Regions from separate parts of the Homo sapiens genome. Here regions 1 and 2 are each linked to region 3. A link is a loop called in an ENCODE intact Hi-C map of the cell type or tissue named here. Cell type or tissue: CD4-positive, alpha-beta T cell. All regions are shown on one strand. Links, peaks and the distances in the headings refer to the core of each region. The heading gives the core; the rest is flanking DNA. Region 1 overlaps LDLRAD4 (low density lipoprotein receptor class A domain containing 4). Region 2 overlaps LDLRAD4 (low density lipoprotein receptor class A domain containing 4). Region 3 holds the start of MIR4526 (microRNA 4526).

What was found. A loop is a pair of places that touch in the nucleus more often than their neighbours do. Peaks named below come from ENCODE experiments on the same cell type or tissue, not always from the same donor. Only the 100,000 strongest peaks of a DNase experiment are listed, where the experiment ranks them.
Region 1: a loop joins it to region 3, with 3 times the contacts of the local background. A loop is called at or near these places in 58 of 110 quality-filtered maps.
Region 2: it touches region 3 in a loop (4-fold over the local background); 5 of 110 quality-filtered maps call a loop at or near these places.

What each region holds. Positions count from the first base shown.
Region 1 is chr18:13,554,888-13,562,469 of GRCh38, reverse strand. All of the region lies in intron 4 of LDLRAD4 (low density lipoprotein receptor class A domain containing 4), which reads right to left. Among named protein-coding and RNA genes, the nearest start is that of MIR4526, 52 kb to the left of the region's middle. RefSeq lists an enhancer at 3,949-4,048. In CD4-positive, alpha-beta T cell, for the core only: CTCF peaks have their summits at 4,010 and 4,210 (motif pointing left); a DNase peak (open chromatin) is centred at 4,199.
Region 2 is chr18:13,535,596-13,543,177 of GRCh38, reverse strand. All of the region lies in intron 4 of LDLRAD4 (low density lipoprotein receptor class A domain containing 4), which reads right to left. Among named protein-coding and RNA genes, the nearest start is that of LDLRAD4-AS3, 68 kb to the right of the region's middle. RefSeq lists enhancers at 245-766, 767-1,290. In CD4-positive, alpha-beta T cell, for the core only: no CTCF peak of the experiment used is centred there; DNase peaks (open chromatin) are centred at 2,247 and 3,917; H3K27ac peaks cover 941 bases.
Region 3 is chr18:13,609,123-13,616,704 of GRCh38, reverse strand. All of the region lies in intron 4 of LDLRAD4 (low density lipoprotein receptor class A domain containing 4), which reads right to left. It overlaps MIR4526 (microRNA 4526), which reads right to left and starts at 5,591; the gene lies at 5,505-5,591. RefSeq lists enhancers at 195-244, 1-367, 2,394-2,911, 2,912-3,431, 3,852-4,081 and 2 more. In CD4-positive, alpha-beta T cell, for the core only: no CTCF peak of the experiment used is centred there; DNase peaks (open chromatin) are centred at 1,734, 2,394, 4,254 and 5,524; H3K4me3 peaks cover 2,472 bases; H3K27ac peaks cover 996 bases.

The DNA.
Region 1 (7,582 bases), core at 1,345-6,344, 54 kb after region 3:
TCTTTGTCAATTAAATATATTAAAATTTAAAAAATGTAAACAAATTCATTGATAACAAATTTCAAAGTAATGGACCTAGTTAAGGGAGTGGAGAAACGAGGCAGGCTGAGGTCTCACTGATGTAGGTTGGCAGAGCTGGCTGAGAGTTTCAAAGCCTCAAGGTGGCCAGTCTGGGTCACCGGGATCAAGGATGGTGATTCCATGACAGTCCCTCTACCAAACACAGCTGCACTGTCATTTACCCTCACAGCAAGCCACATCTACCTATAAAAGCAGGTGTGATGATCACCTTTCACAGATGAGGAAATGGAAACTCAGAGACATCAAGCAACTTGTCCAAGGACACATTATCTTAAAAACACTGAGTCAGGACCACGATTTGGGCCTGGATCTATAGGACCAGGAAGTTCTCACTCTACCATGCCAGAGAGGAGAGGGATGCCTCCAACACCAGGTGGTCAAGTAAAATTAATTAGCTAATAATTGTTATTGGATATGCTAGACTTTGTACTTTTTCTTTTGTACTGTTGCTCATTGTTGAACATGTTTGGTTTTTCTTTTAGGTTTTCTCTAATATAAAGAAAACAGTGGTTATTTATAATCATTACTGGAGGGTTTGACAATCAGGAAAACATTAGGTTCAGCTTCTCCGAAATCGATTTGAGATTCACAGCAAGTCCTCATTACACTGCACCACTAGCATAAATTATTGTATATTTTAATGCTCCATATCCCACAACATCCAAGAGATGTTGGTATCAATCCTACACTGAGTCAAGACACGCTTCGGCATACATGTCATCACGTCCGTCTTTGCACAGGTGTCATCACGTCCGTCTTTGCCTTCTCCCAACATGTTTCTTGAACGATAATCAGGACACCACTCCCGATGATGAAGTACACTTCCAACAAATGACTGCTCATCAAGGTCTCAGCTGCAGTGTTTAATCACGCAGCAGAAACCATTTATTTTCTCATATACTTCTCTTTCTTGAAATATCTCTTAATTATCTCATTTACTCCTATATAAAAATGGTGCTCAAAAATTTAATTACAAGGGCAAGATCTTAAGGAGTTGCAAGGTGTGTGTCTATTTCTCGAAGAGACATTTTCAAAAGCCCCAAATTCTATGACTGAGGAAAAATAACTGGATGATGCCCCAGAAAAGAGTAAGGGGTGATAAGTTAACGGAAGCCCATTTCCAAAACTAATTACCTATATATTGTTTCCTAAAAATAAATTCACCCACTCATTTCATGTCACGCTCTTAACGCCTTTCAACCTTTCAAACGTGGAACCTGAAGAATAGCTCCAGTGTGGGCCCTGAATATCTGCAGGATGTTCCCTGAGACAGTAAGATCTGGTAACTGGGGAGCTTTACATACCTGTAAGGCCAAGTGACACATCATAAGCCAATTCACAGGGGAAGAAACAAACCCAGAGCTCTTGGGAGACCTTCCTAAGGTCACACAGATGTGTCTCCATAAAAATCAGAACGAGGCTCCTGGTTTTCCTTTATTTCACACAGGCTTGAAGTTGTTTTGTGCCAAGAGAGCCACAGTGTTAGGCACCTGCTAGCTCCCAGGTCACCTGCAAGCCCTTCCAAGAGTCATTTCAACCGCAGGTCTGCACTCTGTTCTCTACTTTCTTCTCAGCCACAGCAACAACTACAGCTTCATGGACACTTGATGTTGGAATTGAGATTGGAGTTTTCTTTAATTATTATTCTCAACTTAAAAAGCTGACGCTGAAAAGGGAAGCTTGAGCTCAGCAGATCCTTTCACAGAGAGGCTGAGAAGACAAACTCTCTGATTTCTGGTCTTCTCAGAAAAGATTAAAGTCAAAAATCATGGATGAGGAGACACAAATCTGTCTCCAAAATCTTGCCACTTTGGCGTTATGAAGGTCTTTAAGTCAGTCACTCAGAGCCCTACCAGGTCATCTGAAGGGCAAATCCATAGGAGCCCATGGGAAGAGACATCAGCCCCCGTCATCCCCACTGGCACAGAGCCTCAGGTACGATGCAGGTCCCTTCAAGGACCAACCAAGGACAGCAGCACAGTCTGCAGGGGAAAGACCCGAATCCCCTTGGGCTCTGAGATTGGGCCATTACCTACAGCTTCCAAACACCTGCTCAGAAGTCAGAGAAAAGGTGAGCAGCCGGACAGACTCCTTGTGACATGGGCTGTGCACATTCGTCCTTCAGCAGTCTCACCTGGGGTGTTTTGAGGATGGGGTTGGCTCAGGCCAACAGACCCAAAAGCAGGGGGACACCCTCTAGGGCTTCAATTCCCTGAAAATAATTCCATGGTTTCTATATTTGCTCTGAACAATGTAAATCAAAAAAAGAAAAAAATAAAAGCATGACAGGAACTAGAGTTCCACTTTTTCTGCTACCAATTAATCCAAAAGCTAAAAAGTACCCATATAATACTCAAAAGCTATCAGAGCAAAGGCCCTGGATTAGGGACTCCTTGTTGCTAGGTAGTAACGCCCAACCCTGTTGATTATGCAACGGCAGACCAACATCTTGGTTTGAAGATAGGCACTTCTTGGTCAGGGGCAGCAAAGTGCTGTCTGGATACAAGCAGAGGCTGTGTACCAGCTGTGCTGTCTTTGAACTGGAAGAGGCATCAGAGATCTCCCGCCAACTCCTCCATGGGCAACTGAGTCCAGGAGAGGGGCAGTGATTTAGCGAATGTCCTGGAAAAGTCATTTGCAGAGCTGCTGTCTGAACCCAGTTTTCTGACTCTCAGGGAGTGTGATGTTGGTCTCTAGACAGAAGAAATAACAAATAGCTTACATGTATATATATACATATATAAAATGTACATACATACATATGTACACAGATATACTTGCATTTCTATATGTATATATACATGTAAGCTATTTGTCATATATATGTGTACATGTGTATATGTACATACATACACATATATATGATACATACCCATATAAATTCACACACCTACTTAGAAATTTCAATTCTAGACAAATAGAGACTAATAATCCTGTTGCATTTTTTTAGCATATTGGGCCTTATATGTAACTAACAAATTATACAAATAACTTGGCTGAAGTGTCCAGACCTTTTCCATGAATGCCATTTCAAGGCAGGTTCCCTCTTCCAGGTCTCTGGGATTTATCTCATTTGTTTGTTTGTTGGTGAGGGGCTGAGTCACAGAAGCAGCTTCAGAAACCCCACAAGGAAGCAGCCATGCAGATGCTGTGCTGATCACCCACTAAAGTGTCCCTTTGTCACTAATCAGTCAAAAATTATTTATTGAGGAAAAATGAAAGTAGGGACTCCCTCTTTCCTTAAAGAGACAGTGACACCTTTACAGATACCAAAGATCAGTGGTGATCCATCGAGACTCCCTGCTTACTTTTATCTAATGCTGGTCTTGCAGCCAGTGGGGTACTACATTCTGGGGTGCTGCCGGTGGCACGTCTAGTGACAGTAACAGTACTTCAGTGCCTGCGAGTCGCATTAGCTGGGGAGCTGGTGTGCTTCCCACTTCTGTGATTGCCCTAGTGCACAGGGTGGCCCCCGATGACTTGCTCTTGTAGAGGGGCAGGGGGAGGGCTGGGTGGGAGAATTCAAGGTTATGTAATGCTTACTGTTGATCACCTATTAACAGAAAGCAATGGTGGCAGAGGTTCTCTTTGGGTGTTCATATTTTATATTTTTCTTACTGTTTTATATTTTTCATACTTTTTAAAATTTTTCTTAGTTACACTGGCTAATAGCAAAATTATTTTGCATTTCTGAGTAAACAGTAACTCCTATGGAAGATTACCCAGAAACACATGAAGTCCTCGTGGGACTCGTTCAGCTAGCTGATAAACATTTACGACTGAGCCATACATGTGCCGATCCTACTAGGAATAAAAATTTGCTACCCATATCCCAGCAAGTGCTGCCAATTCTTCGGGTTACAGCTACATAGATATAGCTCTTCCTCTATTACTGCTTTAATGCTTTATGAGTAAGCTGGGATGTCTGTAGCCAGGTGGGTCTAGAACAATGTTTTCCAGGAATGCTCTTCACCACGTGGCCTGGGCAACCTGCCCCTGCTGGCCAGAGAAGTCGGGTACGAATAGGGGAACTGAGGTAGGCAAGTGGTGCTTCTGCATGCCCCTGTGGCCTGGGCGGATCCCCAGGGATGTGTCTTCAGAACCCATCATGTCTTGTTTTCTTCTGCCAGAGTGACACCTACTGGGAACTATGGAGGAATGCAGCCCACTCCTCCGATACAGTCCCACTCAATATTCACCCTGGTCTATTTTTGCACAAGGGTAAGAATTTCAACCAGCTTGGATAAACACACAAGTTGTGTGACATGAAGATAAATTTGGCAATGGTTGCTTAGAAACTGACAACAGTGCAATCAATAGGCAGTTTCCCAGAGCGCCCTACTCCAACACCTTTTAAAGTGCCAATCAAAGTTTGCAAAACCATTCATTATATTTCAATATGTGGAATTTTTTTGTACCTTGAAAAAATGATTAGATTTTGTTCCTGTTTAACAACTTACTTCTAATTCAAATTCAAAGTGAAAATAATGAGATTGGGCATCAAGAATTTGGACATACTGGTGTCTGGTATCGAGGTTCTTCAGCTACTCAATGCACGTGATGATGGTGATGATCATGATGGTAACAACAGACAATAACACATATATTACAATGCCACATACTAAGTGTTTTACAATTCTTAGCTCACTTCTTAACAATTTCTCGTCTCCCTATAAAAAGCTTTGTCTAGGCCGGCTGTGGTGGCTCACGCCTGTAATCACAGTACTTTGGGAGGCCAAGGTAGGCAGATCATGAGGTCAGGAGATCGAGACCATTCTGGCTAACACGGTGAAACCCCATCTCTACTAAAAATATAAAAAATTAGCCGGGTGTGGTAGCGCATGCCTGTAGTCCCAGCTACTTGGGAGGCTGAGGCAGGAGAATGGCGTGAACCTGGGAGGCGGAGCTTGCAGTGAGCCAAGACCGCATCACTGCGCCCCAGCTTGGGCGAAAGAGCGAGACTCAATCTCAAAAAAAAAAGGCTTTGTCTAAAGAAACCATCCTTAGGCACTAGTGTTTGAGAAGGTCAAGTTTAGGTTAGGATCATGTTCAAAGTGAAGACAAAGTCTAGTTTTTTGCTTATTTTCTTTTGAGACAGGATCTCACTCTGTCACCCAGGCTGGAGCACAGTGTTGTGATCATAGCTCACTGTAAGCTTGAACTCCTGGGCTCAAGTGATCCTCCTGGCTCAGCCTCCTGGGCAGCTAGGACTATGGGCATGTGCCATGATGCCTGACTAATTTTTTTTTTTTAATTTTGTAAAGATAGGGTTTGCGGTGTTGGCTAGGCTGGTCTCAAACTCCTGGGCTCAAGTGATCCTCCTGCCTTGGCATCCCAAAGTGTTGGGATTACAGGTGTGTGCCACTGAGCCTGGCCGTGCTTATTATCTCCTTAAGCCAGATGAAAGTGCTGTAACGTCCAAGCTTGGTTTTCATCACCATGCATTGCTAATATCTATTAATCACCCTTTATAAAGCATTAATCACCCTTTAAAGGGTGGTTCTCTTTAGACGGGGGAAAAGAGCAACTTGACAGTGAGGAAACCTAATACACCTCAGTCAGGTGATCAAGGTCACCATCAGCAGTTATAAATCACGTTTAAACTACATACCCTTGATATGATGCACAAGGACAAGGACAACCAGTGACAACCACTCCCCATCATGGCCTTTTCCAAACATATTCCCGTGTATCCCATTAGCAAGTCTTTGTTTACCCATGGACACTCCCTTTCCCTCAAATACATCATCCTCAAAAGACCAGGCTTAAGTACTCCCTGTTCTGTGAAGCTTTCCTTGTTCTCTAAGGCAGAAGTTATTTCTCTCTCCTTGGTCTATGTGGTTATTTGATCTGGGCTCATGATTTTTCTTTATAAAAGCCTCTCTGGATTCGGGCATAGCCAAGCACCAAGCCTCACTCTCCCTGTGCACCCACCTTAAACCTCACCCATGAATTTCACACAATTAAAGAGACTTAGATATACTGCAGGTAATCATGTGTCTTCACTGGATGGTAAGGCTCTTGAAAGCAGAGTTTATAGCAATCCAATTTCTGTCAACTCAGAAGTACTTGTTCCAGCAAGGCCCTAGGGCCTCCTGATAACATGTAGAAATGACAATGACCAGTCACAAGAAGGTAAGCTCTGTTCACCAAAAAAAGTTCCCCACTCTCCTAGAAACAACAATGCAATAGACTCAGAAATTCCAAGTACTTAATACATAGCTTAACTGAAATCAAGTTTCCAGACACGATGAACTCTAGAAAATAACATACACTGAAGCTGTAGAAGATGAGTTTTATTTATCCAATTTATGAGTTCACAAATCATAAATCTCAGTGACTCCGAGTAGTTTGGGCAGGAATGCATTCCAAAACTACCATCTGGGTCATGCTAGATGGAGAATAAATCTAATGCTTACCACAGATTCACATTCTCTCTATAATAAGCTGCAAGGAAGACACCAATGAAGCTATTAAAAATAAGGTAAGAATAATTCACACAAACTGCTTTCCCGCCTTCTTAGAAAATAATACAACTCCCAAACAAGCTCTAAGTAATAATCCAAGAAGTCCCAATTATTCCTCATCTATACCTTAATTATTATATACTTTATAAACTTCTTTCCATCTGCAGTTCTGTGTCTTTGACTAATTACAGTGAGTTTCTCTGAGACACACCTGGCTTTACTTAATGAGATAGACCATGTAATTTTTCAACTCAAAAACCAACTGATCACATTGCTTTGCACCCTAGGGTAGCAACTGCTATATGCCTTATAGGGCTAAATAACAAATAATAGACACTTATAGTTTGCATTTTCTAGCCCATTTTACAATGAAAACAGTGATCTGAAAATCAACAATTTATCTAATATTGAATTCCATAGGTAAGAGAACATAAGCTCTTTAATCAAAAGTAAACCAGCTGAATCATTTCTACAAAGAGAAAAAGAAGAGTAAGAGATGAGGGGAAGGAGGGAGAAGGTAGGCTGTGACTCATTTTACTTCTGTGTTATTTGCAATCAGACTTAAAATGTATCCCCAACTACTGCAGAAAGATAGTGCTGAGGTTAAATGGTTCCACTGAATGACATTCTTTCCTCTTGCTGATTATCTTTTTAAAAAGTTAACTAAAGTCTATAGTTTATTTCTATTTTCTGCGTTTTCACCTAATGTCCCTTTTCCGTCCCAGGATCCCACCCAGGATGTCTCATCACCTTTAGTCACTGTGTCTCCTTAGGCTCCTCTTGGCTGTGACAGTGTCTTTGACTCTGTTTTTGATGATCTTGACAAGTTTGAGGAATAACAATCAGGTATTTTGCAGAATTCTCCTTGACTGGGATTTGTCTGCTGTTTTCGCTCATGATTAGACTAACTTTAAGGGTTTGGGAGAGGAGGGCCACAGGGTAGAGTGTCACTTCCGGCACATTATAGCACTGTAACGCCAACGTCAGTGTTGGCGTGATCACCTGGAGTGTTTGTCAGGTTTCTCTACCATACA
Region 2 (7,582 bases), core at 1,195-6,194, 73 kb after region 3:
ACCAGATGGCTTTCAGGGGTGGATTTAGATTTAATTGGCCGGACTGAATCAGAAGAACCATGTTAAAGAAATCCTTAGGAAACTTACATGGGTGATCCCTAAATTACCTTCCGAAGAGCCATGCATGCGTCCTCTGGCTGCTCCAGGTGTAAAAAATGCCTGTAAAAAGATGGGACTATGGGCCATATTTACCACGTTTATCCAGAGAGTTGATTCTCCTTAATACCAGGAAACTAGGCAACAGCTGGAAAGGAAAATATCAGAAGGACTTGGAGGGGACACAAGCAGGCAAGGTACCTCTGTCCCTCGGTGCTGCTCACACACGAGTGGCCCCTTCTCTTTGTAAATACAGACACCCAGCAGATCTGTGCTCGAAACAGCCCTCCATGGAAGGGGAGCAAACTACAGGAAAGGGTTTATTTAAAAACACCAAGGACCCAAAAGAAAAACCAGAATGAAGTAAGTGCAGAGGAAAGTGTTCTGAGTGTGTGGAGCACCCACCTCCGCCCGCCCCGCCTCCTTATCTTCTCCCTGGATTCCTGAGGGCTGCCTGGAAGAGGATGAATGTCCACACCTCCCTGGAGGAGCCCACGGTAGGGGACGGGAGGCTGACACATAGAGAGGGCGACACAGTGCACCCAGGACTGTGACAGAAATCCATGCAAAGTGCTGAGGAGAAGCCAGCAGGTTCTGCCTGGAAGGTCGGGGATGGCTTACCAGGGAGGGGACAATCATGAGTCCTAGGCAGGAAAGGTCCTCTGGAGAGAGGAAATGGCACACGCGCAAGCACGGAGGCATGAGGGGCCAGGGTCCTGGAGGACACTGGGCCGGGACAGATCAGACTCCAGGCAAGGAGGGAGATGGCGCCAGACTGTGATCATAAGCTTCACGATGATGCAACAGCCAAATATTTACTGTCTCACAGTGGAGATTAAACAGCCTCTCCATAAAACACACCGGCTTGTTCTCTGCATTGACAGAACTTTTTAAACCATGAACTGATTCCCCAACATAAACTACACAACAGCCAGCTTTATGAAGAGAGCTGCATTGCTGTTATATAAGTAGAACTTGAGTAGAGAGTGACCTTTTTCCTTTTTTAGAATCAGGGTCTTACTCTGTTGCCAGGGCTGGAGTGCGGTGGCATGATCACAGCTCACTGCAACCTTCAACTCCTGGGCTCAAGGGATCCTCCCACCCCAGCCTCCCCAGTAGCTGGGACCATAGACATGTACCACCACACCCCACTAATTTTTTTGGGCTATATTTGTAGAGACAACATCTCACTATGTTGTCCAGGCTGGTCTCGAACTTCTGGCCTTAAGCTATCCTCCTGGCTTTAAGCTATCCTCCTGGCTTGGTCTCCCAAAGTGCTGGGATCACAAGTGTGAGCCACCACGCCTGGCGGTCTTTTTCATATATTACTCTCAGTGTGCTAAACTCCTCACACCAGGGAAGGTCCAAAGGTCATCCACACCTTCCTGATTTAGAGAGCATTTCTGAACACTGTGATTCAGAAGGGTGTCCGGAGGCATCTCAGAGGCAGTAAGTATTTTAATTATTAGTAGAAACGTGCAGAGTGCAGAACACCAGAACCAACAGTCTTTCTATGAGAAAGACCAGTTCTAGTCTCCACATGCTCATGTCTCACAAAGGAAGCTGGGACTCCCACCACCTGAGGAGACCACTCTTCACACTGTTCTTCCAGTAATCTCGGTACACACACCCAAGTGTGCACACCCTTTTGCATATATGAGCAAATGCTTCTCACTGATTGTTTTCCACTGAACAGTATAGAGTGAATTTCCTTCTGTAATTTCTTTAACCAAGTCCCTATTGTTGGCACTGGTTAATGTCAGTCCAAGTTTTCAGTATTATAATAAGCAACTTAAAGTGGACCACGCATTTCACTGCTGCAATGAGTGTCCTTGAATAGTTATTGTTGTCATTGGTCTAAACTGCTGAGGAGATTGGTCTGCACATTTTACATTTTGTTGCGTTTTCCTCCAATGTCTTCCAAAATGGCAGCACCAATTTATACCCCGGTGAGAGTGCCTTGCGGGGTCGGGCTGGCTTTGGAGGTGTGTGTGGGCCTCTGAGGGTTGCCACAGCTCTGCAGACTCTGTCTTGGAAACTAGAATGCAGCAGCCCCCAGGGGCCTCAACACTCAAGGTTTCCACCTCCACCTCCACTCAGGGACCGCTGGCAGTGCCTGCAGGAAGGGGCAGGGCTGGCTCTGCTCAGTGCCCACATGAAGGTGCCCACAGGCTCCAAAGAACCCCAGCAAGCAGGCAAGTTGCCCAGCAAGCCCAGAAGTGAGACAGGAAGAAAAACACGGTCGAGACACCCAGAACCTTCCATCTTATAACTGTTATCAGCAGACACTGATTCTCTGGGCATTTCACACCAGATCTTGCTTCTGACACGCTGTAACTAACATGCGTGGAATTTCCCTCAAATTACCTTTCCTACTGCTCATTATAATCGGAAGCAATTTATAATGTTCCTGTGAATTGCCTTGGACAGATTATTTTCCAGCCAGCAGATGTTGAAGCAGACTAATAAATAACCACTGACGAACCCCCACGGAACTCTCTGAAAAGGCTGTAAATATATTTAACAACCCCCAGCATAAACACATCTCCAGCTCTCCACCAGGATTGAATACCTTTCAGAAACTATTATGGATGTACCTGAAGAAGAAGAAGAAAAAAAGGTTATATAGGATGCATTTGGAATGCCCATTTCTTCCAGAAAAAAAATATGAGTCCCAGCATTTCCTGTTTCCTTGGCTTGCCCTTAACAACTGCAGACATCTGCAAACATTAGTGCCCTTACAAATATTGAGTCCCTGTGTTTATTCAATGGCCATTTAATTTCAGATGCAAATGTACTCTGCCTTACAGACTAAACAAAGAATTACGGGGATCTCAATTTCTTGGCCCATATCTTTTGCTAGTTTTTTTAAAACTTGTATTTTTTAAAAAAGACAAACACAGATAAATTGGGAAGATTTGGCATGAAAACAAACCAAACAAAATATTCTGTTTTACTCAACCTCCCTGGCATCTGGCTGCGTAACTTCTGACTGTGGACTTTCCTCATTTCCCTGTTCTTGGGCCAGAAGGAGCTTTGGCATGCGGGTGACCCTGGCTCCATCGGCCCCAACCCTGGGGGTGTCAGGGCCTACAGGACTTTGCCTGTGGGCTGACAGTGGTCTTCAAGGACCCAGGTGGCCATAGCCAGCCCAAGGCATAGCAATGTGGCCCCATGTCAGGACATTTGTCTGCCAGCACCTGTTTCTCCCTTCCAGTGTTGACATTGGTTACACTTCTTTTTTATGCACTATGGGTTTCTTTTTTGAAAGAAGAATTATAATTAGACAGTGAATTCTTTACCTGTTGAATGTGCTTAACCCAGGATGCAATTGAGCAAATATGAAAATATCAATCCTTACATTAGTCCCATTAATTTCAGATGTCATGTCTTTCCTCCCACCAAGACACAGTGATCATGATACCTACTTCATTTGCTTCTCCCATTTGGGCAAATAAGAAAGCACAAATATCACAACAGTGATAAATACTAAATAGGTGCATGGAGTCAGATAGCCACCTTGAAAGAGGAGGAAAGGGGGTGGAAAATAATCTATGTTTATCCACAAAAACATAAAAGGGCTTTCTGTAGTGAAGGATACTAAGTCAAGAAGAGCTTGCATCTGTTTTTCCTATTGGCAAAAGAGAAATACTAGCTTTTTCGTGCTCTGGTTCCTCCCTTGAACAGCTCTTTTTCTATGCAAATATAACAAAAGGAAATTGAGCTACGTTTAGGGACTGAGCAATTACCTGAATAACCTCTTCCTTCAGCTAGCTGGTGTTCAAACAAGCACACAGTTGCTCCCTGACGTGGGTCCTTGCGCTCACACAGTCACATGCTCCCCACCCATTTCCTGGACCCCATGTCTCCCCAGAGGTCTCGAAATAAAGCATTGCAGGGAAGGCATAAAGATGATTTCCTAACAAGCTTTTATCACTCAAACAAGCCTATAAAAGCAATCACTCTACTCTGAGAAAAAGAGTACTTGGCAGAAACTACTTCTCTGTTTTTTCTTTGTAACGAGGGGAGGGGAATTAAAGCCAAAATCAAAAGTTACACCAAAGGAAACTGAATTTCTCATTAAGAGCCAAGGAGGTACAAAAACACTAACCCTAATTTCCCTCCTAGGGACAAATAAGAGAAAGATTACTCATCATTTCTTCAAAGACATCATTAAGCAGATAAACTCTAGAGCCATAAGCCCTAACCAGAGCCTGACTTCCCTGAGGAAGGCTTATTCCCAGTAAGAGTCATAAGGCCAGGCACAGTGGCTCATGCCTGTCATCCCAGCACTTTGGGAGGCCAAGGTGGGCAGATCACTTGAGGTCAGGAGTTCGAGACCAACTCAGTCAACGTGGTGAAACCCTGTCTGTACTCCAGAATACAAAAATTATCTTGGAATACTGGCATACACCTGTAGTCCCAGCTAATGGGGAGGCTGAGGTGGGAGAATCGCTTGAACCCAGGAGGCGGAAGTTGCAGTGAGCTGAGATTGTGCCACTGCACTCCAGCCTGGGCAAGACTGAGACCTTGTCTCAAAAAAAAAAAAAATCATAGACATCAAAATTTTAAATGAGACTCTTCACATCCAAGAAATATGTGAATGGAAAGCTGCATTTTTTTCTCTCATTTATACTCTACTATCCCATTCTTTAAAATGGGTGAAAAAAATATGGGGTAACCTGGAAAATATTTTGAATTGAATCACAGTAAAAATAAAACAATTAAAAATTTGTGAGATACAGCTAAATTGGTGCTTACAGGAATGTCTACACCTTCAAGTGCTTGTGTTATAAAAGAAGACATAAAATCAATTCTCTAAATTCTCACCTTAAGAAATCAGAAAAAGAAAAACAAACTCCAAAGTAAGTAAATGGAAAGAGATAATAAAGATAAGAACACAATTCAATAAAAAGTAGAAAAGTAATAGAGAAAAATGAATGAAGAGAAAAGCTGGGTATTTGACAAGATCAACAAATCTGATAAGTTCTCTAGCTAGACTGGCAAGAAGAAAACAGGGAAGACATAAATTACCAAGATCAAGAACAAAAGAGGAAATACCACTACAGATCCTACAAATATTAAAAGGCTAATAAACAATATTATAAATAATTTTGTGCCAATAGATTTAACAAGTTAGATGAAAATGGACAAATTTCTTGAAAGATATAAATTATGATAATGAATATAAGAAAGAACAGAAAAACTGAAGAGCCCCGTATCAGTTAAATAATCTAAATAATAATTAAATATCTCCCTTTTTCTCTTTCTTTCTCACACACACACATACACACACACACAAATTCCAGGCCCAGGTGGTTTCTCTGATGAATCCTATTAAATACAGTTATGTGCCTCATAACAATGTATTGGTCAATGATGGACCACATTTATAATGGTGGTTGGAGCAGCAGGCTATACTGTACGGCAGGGGTCCCCAACCTCTGGGCTGCAGACGAGTACCGGTTCATGGACTGTTAGGAACTGGGCCGCACAGCAGGAGGTGAGCGGTGGGTGAGGGAGCATTATCTCCTGAGCTCTGCCTCCTGTCAGATCAGCAGCAGCATTAGATTCTCACAGGTGTGTGAGCCCCATTATGAACTGTGCAGGTGAGGGATCTAGGTTGCATGCTCCTTATGAGAATCTAACTAATGCCTGATGACGATTATCTGAGGTAGAACAGTTTCATCCTGAAACTATCCTCCTGCACACCCTCAGTCCATGGAAAAACTTGTCTTCCATGAAACCGGTCCCTGGTGTCAAAAAGGTTGGGGACTGCTGCCATATACCCTAGGTGTGCAGTCAGCTATACCATCTAGGTTTATGTAAGTACACCTACCCCCTTCTGTAAGCAATGCATGACTGTATTTAAAAAGGAAATAATACCACCTTATGCAAATTATTTCAGAAAATAGAGGAAACAGGACAATTTCTCTATTCATTTTATGAACCAATACTACTCTGATACCAAACCAGATAAACATATCATAAGAAAGAGAAGACAACAGACCAATATCTCTAATGAAGCCAGATGCAAAAGTCCTTAGCAAAATTTTAGCAAACAGAATCTAACAATATATAAAAGGAATAATACATCATGGCCAAATGGGATTTATCCCAAACATGTAAGGTTGGTTTAATATCTGAAAACTTAATCAATACAATTTATTATAATTACAGAATATTTGAAAAAAACATATAATCATTTCAATAGATGCAGAAAAAGTATTTGACAAATTTCAACATTTACTTATTGTAAAAACTACCAGCAAAGTAGGAACAGAAGGAGACTTCCTCAATCTGATTAAAAGTACCTACAAAAAACATACAGCTCATATTACTACTCAGTCATAAAAAGCTCTTGCTTTTTATCTTACATGAGGAACAGAGTAAGCATGTCCTATTTTTTTAAATGCTTTTATTCAAGTTTGTACTGAAGGTTCTGAACAGTGCAGTAAAGTAAAAAAAAAAAGACATTAAAGGCATACAGGCTGGGAAAAAAAGATGTAAAACAGCGTCTCTGTTCAAAAGATATGACTTTATGCCAAGAAAAGTCTAGAGAATACACAAACGAGCTACTAGAACAAATAAAGGAGTTTAGCAAAGTCACAGAATACAGGGTTTATGTACACAAATCAACTGTATTTCTTTAAACCAGCAGTGACTTAAAATGAAAATTTTAAAATACTTTCATTTACAAGAGCATAAACAATTCTTAGGAATAAATTTAATGAAAGGTGTGTATGGCCTGTACACTGAAAATTATAAAAGGAAAATCAAAGACCTTAGTGTATGGAGAGATATACCATGTTAATGAATTGCGAGATTCACTATTATTAAGATGGAAATTCTTCCTAAATTAATCTTTCAATTCAGTGCAGCTGCAATTAAAATCCTAGCATACTTCTTCGAATAGGTGACAAACTAAATTGAAAATTTCTATGTAAAGGAAAAGACCTAAAGCCAAAATAGTCTTGAAAAGGGATAAGGTTGGAGAACTTAACCTGATTCAAGAGTTCCTATTAATCTACAGTAATCAAGAGACAATGATATTGGTATACAGATAGACCTACAGATCAATGGAACAGAATAGAGACTCCAAAAAGACACTCAATGTTATACGGTCCTTTATTGTTTAATGAAGGTACTAGGGTAATTCAATGGGGGAAAAGATGGCCTTTTCACCAAATGGAGCTGAAACAATTGTATCTTTATTTCAAAAAGTGAACTTGACTCTTAACTCATACCATATCCACAAATTAACTTGATAGGATCATAGAACTAAACATAAAAGCTGAAACTGTTAAACTTATAGAAGAAAACATGGGAGAAAATCTTTGTGACATTAGGTTGGGCAAAGATTTCTTAAACAGGACATGAAATCCACAATTTATATAAGAAAAATTATGAAATGGACCTCATACAAATAAAAAGCTCTTCATCTTTGAAAACAGCTAAGAAAAACAAAAAACAAACCACAGACTAG
Region 3 (7,582 bases), core at 1,517-6,516:
AGGGATACCTGGGTCCCAGAGACCACCATCCTCACAGCCTGGTCATCTCACTGCAGCAGCTTGGTCCCTGGCTGCAGGTGACGGTGGCCGGTGGGTGCTCCCGAAGCCCTCCCCTGAGGGCGTCAGGGTCTGGTGCGGGGCCCACACACGCGGCAGAGCCTTGCTCTGGGGACTCTGGGCAAAACCCATCAGTGGAAACAGACCTCCTTCTCGTCTTTAAGTCACAGGAGCCAGAACACTAGCAACAGAAAAGATGAGCATTGTACTCTCTTCAGGGCCACAAAGCCTCCCCAGGCAGGGCCCAGGAGATCCTCAAAGTGAAAACTGCAGTCAACAGGTTCTTGGAAACGTGTGTGAGGATTCCCAGACCCTGAGCCCTGCATTGAGATGCCCTCTCCCTCCATGACCCCCTTTCAAGCTCACGAGGGGGTGTGTGGCAACCCCCCCCCCCCCACCTGTCCTCCCACACCCTCTCAGTCATTTTAAACAGGAGAATTCCACTAAACACCCACAGCCTGTTTTCACGTGGCAGGGCAGGGAGGTGGCTGTGGTGCGTGGAGCCCAGCATCCACAGAAAGGAAAGACACCTGGGGTTTGGGTTTCGTTTTTAGGGGTTGGGGAGGAGTGGGCTGGAAAGGGGAGGCTAAGAAGAAAATGAATTCTGGAAGAACTGTTAAAACAGAAAGTTTAGAAAAATAAAACCCGCAGGAATAGTAGCATTCTTAGAAAATTAATAGGATGCTTTGGGGCTTCCAAGATGCTACACGCCTAACACGGATTCTGAACACAGACCACTGGTTGAGTTTCCTTGTTCAACAGTAACAGATGTCCACAGAAGAGTGCTAGAAAGCAGGGCACGCAAGGAAAGAAGTTGAGGCCAAAGTCAAACGTTCACATCCCCCTTCTACGGCGCTGTAGTTCATGATGCTGTAACAGATGAGTCACTGCAATGGAAATACCGGATACTTTTTAATACATCTAGTCTAAAACTTACAGGAAGGCATCCTAGCACCTTCTTTTATTATTGTACAGCAGTGACAGTGACGACAGTGATGATGGCATCTCTCTATTTTTATGGAAACATCTCCAGGAAATCCCAAGCTGCACAGTGGAGAATTACAGGAACAGAAGAAGTGGTGTGAAGTCTGTCGGTCTCTTCCCTGGTTCAATGAGGAGCTGAACTGAATCATACTAGAGGCATGAGTGTCTGCGCTATTTTTAAAGAGCTCTGGGGAAGTGTGGTTGTCCCACCTTAGGCTCCTAATATAACACTCATTTCTATTTGTGGGATGGTTAACACCATCTTCCATTTGGTCTTTCCTCCACTAATATATTATCCTTCACTGAAGTCTTATTTCTACAGTTTAATTCTTTTTAAGCTCCAGATGTGTTATGTATGCCCTCAAAGACCCTATCATGGGTCAGGGGGCAAGGTCTGGGCCCCTCATGCGTTCCTCTCTTTCCCCAGGCCAAGTAAACACCTTGGCAGGAATCCAGAAAACGATCCACGCAGAACATTGCAATGTCACAGAAATGGCCGCCCACTGGCCACGAAGCCCTGGCCCCACCCTGCGAGGTCACTTCCTACCCTACCAACAGCAGCACCCCACCTCACTCCCCTACGTGCTGGCCTTTCCTGGAGCACCAAACCCAGGGCTGGCTGACCGCAGAGCCTTACCTCCAGGCAGCCCCTTCCCCTGCACGCCTCCTGCCCCACCGCTGGGACAGACACCCACCCTCCCACATGTTGGCTGGGCCTGCTTGGCTACTGCACAGTGAACTTGTCGCATTTCCTTCCTGTCTCTGTCCTCCTCAGCAGAGACGGGTGTGGTGATGAGATGACAGTCTTAGGGGTGTCTTACTCTTTATTTATGGCTCTGTGACACTTTTAAAGTGCTGAATGTTCCTAAAGGCTGGTAAATTCTTTCCAAGATCCTCCAGAGACCGGGCGGCGGTGGTGGCAGGAAGACGGGTGGGGGCAGGAGTTGGAATCTACTTAGACTATAATTGCCTCAAGTTTGTGAACTGTTAGTATAAAAATACTCTTGGAGATTTTAATGGTTGAATGAAGATTCACACTCATTAAACACCATGGTTGAGGGGGAAAATTCAGCCTGTGTTACAAGAATGACTTCACAGCTTGAAGTACAGAAGCAAAACAATAAGAGCTATCATCATACTGATTACATTATATATTTTGAATTTTATTTTCCTTGGAGGTGGGTTGGCTACTCTACTGTATAGTACAACAAGTAGAACGAAAGGGAAAAAAGCTACCCTACAGAAATACCCAGTTTTTGGCGTCACCTGCTGGCTTTATCTTCCTTTAAAAGCTCTTTCCTAAGCCCCGATGATGGGTTCACTACCTTTGGGGACTTCCTGTGCAGCTCTGAACCCTGTTGCAGCACTTATCACTGTCTTGGTGGTATCCATTCTCTGGTCTTCTTCCTCTACAGAGTGAGCCCTGGGTCAACGCCTTGTTCATCCACAGTGTCTCAGCAGGTAGTGTGTGCCTGGCACAAAGTTGGCATTCCCCATTTAGAAGCTGGTGGAGAAGCCCTAAGAACGAAGGGACCCCAACGGCCTGACCTGCTTCAACAGCATCCAGCACAGACACGTATTCTCCCAAACACTTCCTGATGACTTCAGTGGTGCTGGAGTTTTGCTAAAGGTTTTCATATTTTGCAACAATTATTCAAAAATTACTACTCTAAGAGGGTGTGATCTGTCACTGAGAAAAGAGCCTCCTGGTTACTCTGAGCTGCCTGTTTATAGCCATGTATTTATGTACAACATTTGCATGACAATAAAATGAGGAAACGGTCCCTATGATCTGTAGGTGGAGAGATGAACGTGGAGGGCAGGTGTGACCCAGGCGCGGCTACCTGATACCGGCCCAAGGCCAGGTGCCTTGGACGGCACGGGCAGGCGGGCAGCAGCCCGTGATGACTGGACGGACTAGGGAATCCCTCGAATGCAGACTCCACGAGCCCGTCCAGCTGGAGTGGCATCTCCTCACTTTATGAAAGCCCAAGCCTTCATCCACTACAATTACTTCTCACCACGCATTTTAGAATCTAGAGTTTCATGATCTCTTCAGAAAGAAATTTACCTAAATATGTTCTGATCAAAGATGACTGACAGGATTTTCTAAAAAATCAGCAGAGGAGTAAGAGCAATTATAAACCTTTTAAAAGTCTATCCCTCTGCCATGCTATAAATGGAAAAAAATACATACATAAGCCATAATTCCCCCTATAGGATTCATTTAAAATCCACCCTCACCTCCACCTCCACATTATTAATTTAGGAAAGTGCATCAGAAAAAAAACACAGCTGCACATGGAATGGAACCTTCATTTCCACAGGGGAGAGTGGTGGCTTCTGAGGCTCTCATCCCACAGCCAGTCTGTCTGTCTCTCACTTTCTTTGGCTCTCTATCTCTCAGAGTCACAGTTCTCCTTCCTAATAGCTCCTGTCACTACATGGATGACCTAAGAAAGTGTTCAATGAACCAGCCACATCCTGAGAAATACCTTTTCTTTAAAATGCAGTTTTCAGCTCATGAGGGTGAAGAAAAAGGAATTATTAACAAGTAGCAGAATTTCCAGGGGAGGTCTCAGCCTTATATACAGACATTTGAAAAAAACAAAACTCCAAAGCAACAAACTGTGTACTCATGCATAACACCTCCAACAGGAACAAACTAATTCCAGGCTTGAAAGAAGATGAAAAAGCCTGACATGCATCTTCCTAAAGGGAGTCCCACCCGGAAATGTTCTGAGTTGACAGACCCCTCTTAGGTAGAAAGAAACTTCTTGAGAAAGAGCTTCTCCTCTTCTCAGCTCTGTCCTCAGACCAAACTCCAAGAAGAACCACAGCAAACCCGAAAGAGCATGCATCATCCATAGCAGTTCTTGGGAAATGTACCTTTTTTTAAGAACAGGTCTTTGAACTGAGCCTCCTTCAGTGTGCTGTTGTTCAGGTGGTCACTGGACATAATCAGGTCCTCTGCAAGTGGGAGTCCAACTGTGACGCAGCCCCCCCACGTTCAAAGCATCCCTTCAGCTTCCGGCAATCTCCTCTCCAGGCAGCTCAGAGCTGCAGTTATAGCTGGCATGGGGTGTGGGAGAGTGTGTGAGCGTGGAGGGGGGGGGGGTGTGTTTCTGTCTGCCTCGTTCACTCTCTCTCTACTGTATCAGCAGGGCCCACCCCAGGTGCTAGACTCAAATGCTGTGGCTCCGACCGCAGACTGTGGCTACCAATTATCAACTGCCATCAACAGAAACCAGGAGCTCTGCGGCAGGAAGCCGGCCGTGTCACCGAGCAGAGAATAAGTCCGGGGTCTCCGATCCTGAGACCAGCTGTACACCCAGGGCACTACTGTTTACAGCAACGTCTATCAGTGAGCAGTCTGCACTTCTCAGGTTTGGCCTCACACCTGGACGTGTCACACACACAGGCAAGCAGAACGCAGCTAGACGGCTCATCTTGTCACACTGCGTTCAGTAATCTTTTCAACAGGCAAATATCAAACCAGTCCAGACAGAAAGGAGGAAATCTGCAAGTCTCACACAATACTCCTTCCCTTGATCTCTGCTGGAAGCTTTCAGTGTGGAAGGACCGGAGAGGGCGCTTACCAAGGCAGGACACGCGACAGGCGGGACGCTCACGTTAGGCTCGCGTGCTTCTCCCCTGCAGATCCGCTCCCAGAGCGTGCTCGCCCGGCTGGGAGCACCCACAGCGTCCCTCAGGCTGCGAGCCAGGCTGCGGGCTGTCCTCTTCTGGTGCTCCCTCTCCACATCCTCTAACTGATGGGAGCAGCTCCCAGCGGCTCTTGCCACCGAGCTCTGTACTGGCAAGGCGTGAGGTCCTAACCGCAGCAGGAAACACTGCGCGCTCCTTTCCCCCCGGCTCGCTCTTCCCTCTTGGCTCTCCCATTCATTCCCTCTCCCTCTGCCTCACATCATTATTCCCCATGTATGGTAGCACAAAAACACCACAGAGACTCCTTCAAAGTCAGGATGCTCAATGTTCCTAGGCAGTTTTAGTTTATAAGGATCAGAAATTAGAGAACAGAATCCCAGGCAATTCAAACATGAAAGCAGAGACATGTCTCAGGAGGGCGCTTTCTCCTGGTTCATTTTGTTCAAGCACAGTCTCTTTTCCCCGAGGTCTAAACAGTTTGTTTCATCTGAGTGTAAAACATCTCCCGTGCATTCGGATGCCCCCAGGCTGTGTGAAGAAAATTCAGGGCAGGCTGCGAGTCTGTCGCAGTTTTCAGAGAAAATCACGGGGTGGCCGTGGTGGAAAGGGCAGCCTGCCATGGTAACGCTGCAAATAACCCCCACCACAAGCACTGCCGGGAGCCCAGAATAGCCTTTGTTTTTCCTTATTTAGGGTAAATAGGAATGACATGTGGGCCATAACAATAGTTTTGGCTGTAGGAGGAGTTGTCAAAGCAAAACTAAACTCTGTTGGTTACTACCAGCGTTAGAAGCCAGGACAGTGACGTTAGCGGCCAGCCCTGCTGTCAGCCCAGCACGTCACCTGGGGCATGACAGCAGGGACTGGGCCCTGATGTCACCGCAGGGTCCTCCAGGTGGCTAGAAGACATCACTTTCTCATGTTCTCATTTTTGGGGGCAGGGGCAGAAAAGCAACAGAAGAACCACCCAGAAGAGTTTCCAGAAGCTTCACGTGGATAAAAGGAAACCAGAGAATTTCAGCAAGGAAAGTGACCATTTATTAATATACAGCCGCGAGGGAAATCCGGATGGTATGATTCTTCCTGAGCAATTTCCGAATTAAAAATGGAACTCCCCTCCCTGTGCCAGACTTTCCCTGACTTCTCAGAGTCACCCTGCTGGGTGAATGAAGAGGGAGTCACCCTCAGAAAGAGGCAGCTTCAGAAAGAATTAGAAGCTGCAGCCACTTCAAGCCGCCCCTCCCTGGCTACCAGCGCCCCTTGTCCCTGGAGCCCCGAGGCTCCTTGCCACCTGGGCCAGCACTTCCTGGTCAGGCTCAGTCACATGATAGGCTTGCCCTCAAGCCAGGGCCTTAGTGAGGAGCGCTGTAGGCCACTGTACCTGTCTGTTTCTTAAAATTAGGGCTTTGTGGGGCAGGCACGGTGGCTCAAGCCTGTAATCCTAGCACTTTCGGAGGCCGAGGTGGGCGGATCACCTGAGGTCAGGAGTTCAAGACCAGCCTGGTCAACATGGCGAAACCCGTCTCTACTAAAAATACAAAAATTAGCCAGGTGTGGTGGCACACGCCTGTGATCCCAGCTACTCAGGAGGCTGAGGCAGGAGAATTGCTTGCAACTGGGAGGTAGAAGTTGCCATGAGCCAAGATAGGGCCACTTCACTCCAGCCTGGGCGACAGAGTGAGACTCCGTCTCAAAAAAAAAAAAAAAAAAAAAAAAAAAAAAAAAAAAAAAATTAGGGCTTTGGTGAACTTCATGGAACTGGAAAAGTTCTTCTCTCCTTTGCTAATGAACATATTTGCATTTTGAAATGGTTATAAATAGCCCGCTCTGGGATTTAACATGGTGTAAAATGAATATTTCATATATAAAAAAAGAAAATCAACATTTTTTTCTTTCATTTAACGGCCATCAGCTATTCCCCAGTGTCTCAACACACTTACTGTGTTTGGCTAGCTTCCCTGTCACTGGGCATCTTGGCCATGGGAGCCAATCTTTTTCTTTTCTTTTTTCTTTTTTTGGATGCAGTCTTGCTGTGTCGCCCAGGCTAGAGTGCAGTGGCGAAATTTCTGATTACTGCAACCTCTGTCTCCCCGGTTCAAGTGATTCTCCCACCTCAGCTTCCCGAGTAGCTGGGATTACAGGCGTGCGCCAACATGCCGGGCTAATTTTTGTAATTTTTGTATTTTTAGTAGAGATGGGGTTTCACCATGTTGGCCAGGCTGTCCTGGAACTCCTGACTTCAAGCGACCCACCAGCTTCGGCTTCTCAGAGTTCTGGGATTACAGGTGTGAGCCACCACGCCCGGCCATGGAGCCGATCTTAATTAAGCTCCTTGCCCACTCAGTTTAATGTTCTCACAGTTCAACCTGTTTAAAAACCACTTTCAAAACTTTTGACTTTATGAATACAAGTTTACTTTGAAAACATTGCCCACACCTAACACACACACACACACACACACACACACGCACACACACACGCATAATGAGCGCTCCTGTGGGTGTCTGGGGACATGGTGTAGAGTCTGTCTTGGGATGTGTGGCTTAAACACAGGCACAGGGCCTCTCCCAGCGCCTCTGAGGGGCTGTCTGGGCGGATGTACTAGATAGTGCTCTTGAGTTTTGTTTTTATTCCTTTTAAGCACCACTTGAAGATGGTGCTTCAGAAAGGAAGTTCCGAGGTCAAGTCGTGACTCAGGGTTCATGCCCTGATACACAGCTCACCCTGGCTGCATGACAGCACGTCCATCACTGGGAATTTTAGCTGAGAGCTGCCAATATTTCTTTTCCCTTCATTCAGAGAAAATGGCAGCACACATAGCAGAAGGGCATGGGAGAGGGAAGTCTGTGGAACACACAAATATGAAAGTGTAAAA